2 separate regions of the Homo sapiens genome follow, and region 1 is linked to region 2. Evidence: chromatin contacts called from ENCODE Hi-C or POLR2A ChIA-PET data. All regions are on one chromosome and are shown on one strand. The core of a region is the stretch at or near the end of the contact, and the rest is flanking DNA. Distances in the headings are between cores, read along the strand shown. Region 1 overlaps FGD3 (FYVE, RhoGEF and PH domain containing 3). Region 2 holds the start of ZNF484 (zinc finger protein 484).

Evidence for each region. Hi-C counts contacts between places; a loop is a spot of excess contacts on that map. ChIA-PET counts read pairs that join two places held with the same protein, here RNA polymerase II (POLR2A). Pooled maps may share reads with other maps.
Region 1: a map of naive thymus-derived CD4-positive, alpha-beta T cell shows a loop between it and region 2 (6-fold over the local background). The contact joins the enhancer-like site here to the promoter of ZNF484 in region 2. A Hi-C loop is called at or near these places in 1 of 168 maps with a recorded cell type or tissue (naive thymus-derived CD4-positive, alpha-beta T cell) and 5 of 50 pooled maps. POLR2A ChIA-PET finds 5 or more read pairs at or near these places in 6 of 52 experiments (OCI-LY7, activated CD4-positive, alpha-beta T cell, activated T-cell and 2 more).

What each region holds. Positions count from the first base shown.
Region 1 is chr9:92,984,045-92,987,632 of GRCh38, reverse strand. All of the region lies in intron 3 of FGD3 (FYVE, RhoGEF and PH domain containing 3), which reads right to left. Among named protein-coding and RNA genes, the nearest start is that of FGD3, 38 kb to the right of the region's middle. Within about 2 kb of position 1,277, at least 4 of the 41 ENCODE cell types and tissues checked have a DNase peak (open chromatin) inside an H3K27ac peak, as active enhancers do.
Region 2 is chr9:92,876,023-92,879,567 of GRCh38, reverse strand. ZNF484 (zinc finger protein 484) reads left to right here and starts at 1,530. Exons shown (of 5, transcript NM_031486.4): 1 at 1,530-1,678. RefSeq lists enhancers at 1,287-1,726, 1,240-1,775.

The sequences.
Region 1 (3,588 bases), core at 28-2,527, 110 kb before region 2:
AGTCAAAGGATAAACGGAGCACATGAATCTCTCAAGTCAGAGAGGAGGGACCTTGGAGTCTGCACTGAGTAGAACTGAGGCACCCATGGCCCTCCTAGACAGGAGGCTCATGAGAGTGGTAGGGCTAAAACCTAACACCATGCAATGTCTGTTGTTTCCTCTGCTTTTTCTTTTTTTTCTTTCTTTCTTTTTTTTTTTTTTGAGACAGAGTCTCGCTCTGTCGTCCAGGCTGGAGTGCAGTGGCACTATCTCGGCTCTCTGCAAGCTCCGCCTCCTGGGTTCACACCATTCTTCTGCCTCAGCCTCCCAAGTAGCTGGGATTACAGGCACCCACCACCACACTTAGCTATTTTTTTGTATTTTTAGTAGAGATGGGGTTTTACCGTGTTAGCCAGGATGGTCTCGATCTCCTGACCTCATGATCTGCCCACCTCAGCCTCCCAAAGTGCTGGCATTACAGGCGTGAGCCACTGCACACAGCCTCCTCTGCTTTTTCAACTAAAATTGGTTGTTTTCCAAAAACCCATACTGCCTATTCTCCTGTTTTCTCTGTGTGTGTTCTGAAATGGCTTGTGCACTCACTGGACTGTCTACCTCGGAGGCAAGTCTGCCTCTTTGTTTTCACTTTGTATGTCACTTGACTTCTTAAACACACACTCCCTGTTATTCATGCACTCATGGCTCTTGCTGAATTTGTGTGGCAGCAAAGACACAGGCTCCCTTGGGGATACGCCATGAGATTTATACTTGTTTTTACCCTACCAGCTCGGATGACCTCTAACCCTTCCCCTGACTACTGGCACATGGCCAGGACAGACACTAATTGGAACCCTGGCTCTGCCAGCTCCTTCTGACTTACCATGTGCTTTTCATTCCTGTTATGCCCCAGGGCCAAGTTTTCCAGTGGCTTTTGAAGCAGTTTGTCTGCGGGCACAGGGCCTCACTCTGTGGTCCTTTAAGGACCCTGCCTACTTGCTTTTTTGAGTTAGTACCTTTTTGGGATAAGGGAACATTCTTCCTTTGCCATTGCAAGTTCTTACCCCAAGCCCCAAGTCCTCCAGAGGTTCTTCTTTTATGTCAAGAGGGAAAATAAACATCGCCCTCTCAAATGGAAGGGCTGCTATTTTTGTAAGCATATAAAGGCTTTCCATGAATATTCCTCTCACCTCCTCCCACTTCCTCCTGTAGCCTCCATTTCTCTAATCACTTCCACACCCCTCTCAACATGCATCAAGACCTTCAAGGTCATATTCAAAGGCAGGGGAGTCAGCCCCCTTGTGGCAGTTAGCTGAAAAACAGGCTTCTCATCTACTTAAAGAACATGAGAGATGGGACTCTGAGAAAAGAGATCATCATTTTGTTGCTCAGAATGCTCCGAGCAAGTCACTATAAGGTCATGGAGATAAGGATATAGGCTGGCTGAAGTCCATAGGCACAAGAGACCCATAGGACAGAGATAAAGGCTGATAGATTATCATTAAAACAGAGATGAAGGCAAGGTTAAGGGTACATGGTAAGACTGGTTCATTCCAGAACCCCAAGGATGAGCAGGGGGCCCACTGTTCACTCTGGTATTTCCTCTGTTGTCAAGTGGGTAATTGTGATGAAATGGGACCAAGGTTAAGGGTACACAGTAAGACTGGTTCATTCTGGAACCCTAAGGATGAATGGGGGATGCCCTATTCAAGATAATAGGAAAGTAAGAAGGGACACATTTTACCTTTTTCCTTTTTTTCTCCACTGTTCTTTCTTCACAGATGGGTAATCACATCTCCATACCACAGGACACACCCCTCAGATGTATTCCCAAAAAGTGGGAAAAGTTTGATCCCCTAAACCTTAAAACAGAAAAATGGGCCAGGTGCGGTGGTTCATGCTTGTAATCCTAGCACTTTGGGAGGTTGAGGTGGGTGGATCACCTGAGGTGAGGAGTTTGAGACCAGCCTGACCAACATGGTGAAACCCCATCTCTACTAAATACAAAAAATTAGCCAGGAATGATGGCTGACACCCGTAATCCCAGATACTTGGGAGGCTGAGGCAGGAGAATCACTTGAACTCGGGAGGCAGAGGTTACAGTGAGCTAAGATTGTGCCACTGCACTCCAGCCTGGGCAACAAGAGCAAAACTCTGTCAAAAAACAAACAAATAAACAAACAAACAAAAATAGAAAAACTAGGTTTTCTTTGTAATACTGTTTTTCCTCAAAATTAACTGGGAAGAAATAACAAAAGTCAGCCTCAGAACCCAGTGCCTCTATGCAGGAAATCCTCAAAGTCACCTCCTCAGTCTTTTATAACTGGGAGTAGAATCAGGAGGACAGGGCTAAGGAAAAAGAGAAGTGCAGGGACCAGAGGCAGGCTTAACTACTGGCTGCTCTGCAAGCCCACCAGCCTCCTCCAGGTTTCCCTAAGGACACTCCTCCAGGTAACTGCCATTGGCGTGGGAAGCCAGGCCACTGGAAGGCAAACTGCCCCAGTGGGACAAACGGGAGGAAACCTCACATGGTTTCCCCTCTCTGCCAAAAGCTTGGCCACTGGAAACGGGACTGCTTTGAAGGCTGAAGGGCCCCCAGGACAGAATCCCAACCCCTGATGGCCTTGAGCTGGAGAGCTCTCTGCTCTAGCTGGCTTCCAAATCAGACATTGGCACTAGCAGGACAAAGCCAAGGGTGACTCTGGAGGCAGCAAATAAAATTATAAATTTCCCTTTGGGTTCAAGAGCTGCCTACTCTGTGCTAATCTCCTCTGAGCAATTCTTCTCCAAATGCAGTCAGGTAATGTGGGCAAATAGCACTCCCTCCCTCCAAAAAAAAAAAAAAGAAAAAAAAGATTCACACCCCTTTACATTATTTAAGAGACCAATTACCACTTTCCCACCAGTCCCTGGTAGTGTCTAAATACCCTACACCTCTTTGGGGCAAAAATATACTTTCCTAGATGGGTGTTTGCTTAATATTTACCTGACCTCTGAATTCATCTTTATCTCTAAGAGCTCTATTTCTCCTGGGAAAGCCACCTAAATCTTTAACCAATAACTTTAACCTGGACAGGCTAACCTCAGGGATTTAGAAATAGCCCACACTTATTTGGACAAACCCTAGCAAAAATCTAACCAAGGCATCTCTCAAGGGGGGATAACTTCTACAGTATGTAGATAACCTCTTTGTCTGCTCCCCCTTCACAGGACCCATACAGCAACATGTAGTATAAACCATAACTTCCTAACAGAAGGAAAATTAATTTGTCTAATTCAAAAGTTATAAAGGTAAAGGTATTGTTGGTAAGGAAGGTTATAAAGAAAAGTGATTTTGCATGAAAAGGATTTTGTATGGTAAATTCTTGTCCCAAAGTAAAATAACTGGTTGTTTAAAAGAGGGATGTTTAGGTCAAGTCAGAAAGTCCAAGCATGCCGTAGATGGTCAGTGCAAGTTGTAAAATGCTTTATAAACTGCGATCATGACTCTTAACTGTACAATTTGCCTGCTTTACAGCTAGGTAAGGCCTGGGGACATACAGAGCTAGCTGTATCCCCTCATCTATGCTGGAAAGAGTCAAATCTTATCTGCATTTCTGTTGGATGTCCTAG
Region 2 (3,545 bases), core at 281-2,780:
CATTGATATAATCATGTAATATGCTTATCTTTAGCTTGCTAATGTGGGGGGTTACACAAATTGATTTTTGAATACCAAAACAGCTTTTTATTCCTGGAATAAATATCACTTGTTCATGGTTTGTAGTTATTTTTATATATTGTTGAATTATTTTTGCTATTATTTGGTTGAGAATTTTTCCATCTATATTCATGAAGAATACTGATTTCTTCTTCTTCTGTCTTTAGCTCTGATATCAGAGTAACACTGGCCTCATGAGTTGGAATATCTTTCTATTGTCTTCTTTCTATTCTTTTTTTATTCTGGAAGAGACTGGATATAATTCGTGTTAACCTTTAAATGTTTGTTAGAATTCTCTGATCTAGCTATCCAGGCCTTAAGATTTCTTTTTCAGATATTTCAAATTATGACTTCAGTTCTAGGGCTATTCAACATAACTATTTCATGTAAGAGAGAATTTGTGCTTTTTCAAGAATTAGTGCATTTCATCTATGTTGTGAAATTTATGTTTGTAGAGTTGTTTGTAGTATTCTCTTTATTCTTTTGATTTCGTCATGGTCTACAGTGGTATCTCCTGTTTCATTCTGGATATTGATATTTTGTGTCTCCTCTACAGATTTGTCAATTTTATTAACATTTACAGAACCAGCTTTTGTTTAATCGGTTTTTCTCTATTTTTCTTTTTACATTTTATTGAGTCATCTTCTTATCCTTATTATTTCCTTTCTTTCACTTGCCTTCGGTTTATTTTGCTCTTCTTTTTCTAGTATGTGAGGGAGCTTGGTTATTGCTTTGAAATTTTTTTCTTTTCTAATGTAAGCCCTTAGTGGTATATACATTTTTCTCTCACCACTGATTTAGCCACATCCCACAAATTTTGATATGTTGTGTTTCACTGTCATTCATTTCAATGTATTTTAAAAATTCATTCACTTTCACTTTCATTCATTTCAATGTATTTTAAAAATTTGAGACTTTCTCTCTGAACAATGGATTATTTAGCATGTGTTTTCACGTGTTTGGAGATTTTCCTTTTATCTTCCTGTTATTGATTTCTAGTTTAATTCTATTGTGTTCAGAGAACAAACTGTATGATTTCAGTTGTTTCAAATTTGCTGAGATTTGTTTTATGACCCAGGTTACTTCATATCTTGCTAAATGTCCCATCGACACGAATAAAATGTGTATTCGGCTGCGTTTGCGGTGTTACATAAATGCTGATTAGTTCCTGTTGATTAACAGTGTTGTTGTGTCCACAGAAGCATTGGAGAAAGACTGTAACCTGAGGTGATAGGCTTTGATTGTGTCCTGGCTTAGTATGATGGGACACACCTCTGCTTGCTTCCTTTCCTTTGGACAACCCTCAGCCTCTCAGTCTCTACATGACCTCAACATGGCCGCCCACAGGCCAGAGTGTCTACATGGGCGCCGCCATACTGGCGCCCAGCCTAAGCCGCTGAAACGGGAGCGTGTTTGGCAAAGCGCCATGTTGATTACTGGCAACCTTCAGGCCATGAAGACTGCTGAGCATGCGCAAACCCAGGCAGCGCTGTAAGAAGTACCTCTAGGCCTGGGAGGCATTGAGAAAAAGGAAGTGGGTCCTGTTCTGGTTCTTGCGACTATAGTCACCTCCCGAGGCAAATGACCACTGTCCTGAGAGGACGTGGGTGAGGGGCAGGTGAGTAGAGGGATGGCAGCATCTGTGGACTGAGCAAGAAGAATCTCTGATGTCTGTCCTGAGCCTTCCGGTCAGTGATGGGGTCGGTCAGTGGATGGAATAGTGGAAGTCGGAGCGATCTCTGATGGTGGATCTGAGGGAGGAGTGAGGGGGCACTGAGGGGTCTCTGGTGGTGGATCTGCAGGCGGAGTGAGGACGGACTGGGGGTCTCTGTCTGGTGGTGGATCTGAGGGCGGAGTGAGGGCGGACTGTGGGGTTGTGGGGGAGGATGACTATGGGAACTAAGGAGGGATCTGAGGAGTGTGAATGATGCACATCTTAATTAGTTTCCTCTCTTTTATACGTACCGATCTGTTTATATTTTCGTTTCTGTTTCATTATAATGATATATTTTGCTAAAGATTTAAAGAATATATTACATAGAATTGCATGTTTCCATTTCCATTTTGTTCTCTTTCATATCCAGACTAGTAGCTCCTTTATCATTACGGTTATTATATTTATATATCATTCATTCTTTCTCTATTTAAAAAGAATCAAGCGTCTGAAAGGTTTATCTGTTTCATTGGACATTTTGAAATGTCCAATAAAATACTCCCTACTCTTTTAATATTAATTTTTTTCTCTTTTTCTTTTTAGGTACTTTCTCTTTTTCCCACTTTTTGATGTAATTTGTTGTTCTTTCCCTTATTTTCTTAAGTTTTATGCGGGATACATTTAGGGTTGTAAAGTTTCTTTAAGTACATCTTTATGAAATGCATAAGTTCATTTTGATGTTTCCCTTTGAATCTTAGTTATTTAGGAGAGTTTATTCATTCCCAAATTATTAAAGTATGTTTTAGCTGTTTTTTATTTTATTGTATTGTCAGAAAATGCAGACTATCAAGTCTCAACTTTTAACAATTTATCAAGATTTTCCTTGAAGCCAAGTTACTCAATGAACTTTGTTCAACAGATATAAAAGAAAAATTATATTTTGTTGTATGGACCAAAATTCTCTTTAATTAAGTCTTGCTTGTTGGTATTTTTCAAATCTTTATCTTTCCTAATTTTGATCTACTTGTTTCATATTCTGGAGGAGATACAATAAAAATCACTTTTAATAGTTCATTTTGCAGTTATATGTGCTTTTTTGCTAATTTTATTTGTGCATCTGAGGGATGGGCATACATACACTTAATGGTTAGTGCATTTTTTATCCTTTTTCATGTATTAAGTGGTATTATTATAGGATCCCTTTTTTCAACCAAAAAGAAAAAAGAAAAACACTTTTTAACATCGAATTCCAAGAAAAACACTTTTTAACATCGAATTCCACGTTGATACTCACATTGCCACCCTTGTTTTTACTTTCATTGCATTTGGATGATGTCTTTGCCCAGAGCTTTATTTTGTATCCTATTTGTCTCTGTGTCAGATTACCTATTTGTTTACAATAGATACTTTTGCTTTTTTCAAATCCAATTTATAGTCTCTGTTGATAGAATTTTACATCTCAGTTTAGTGTGATAATGATTTATCTGATTTTATGCCTTCCATTTGATGTTTACTATTTAGCTCTTTTTATTTTCTGCCTTTTCTTTACATAATATTTTCATTGGATTGATGAAATTTCTGCTCATTGTTTCCATTCTGCACCCCATTTTTTCTGTTTTTTTCCTGAGATTATTAGGAATGTTTTATCATAGGGTATTATTAATTTTCTCTTTAGTGGCCTCTTTATCACATTGTCACATTGTCCTTTTTTATAATTATATATCTTTTGCAAGAATTATTGCTAAACAATATTTTCCTATTCAAGATTTATTGTGTGGTTCATTTTACATTTATTTGGACTTCTTCCAGTGTTTCTCTCAAAGATAGAGAT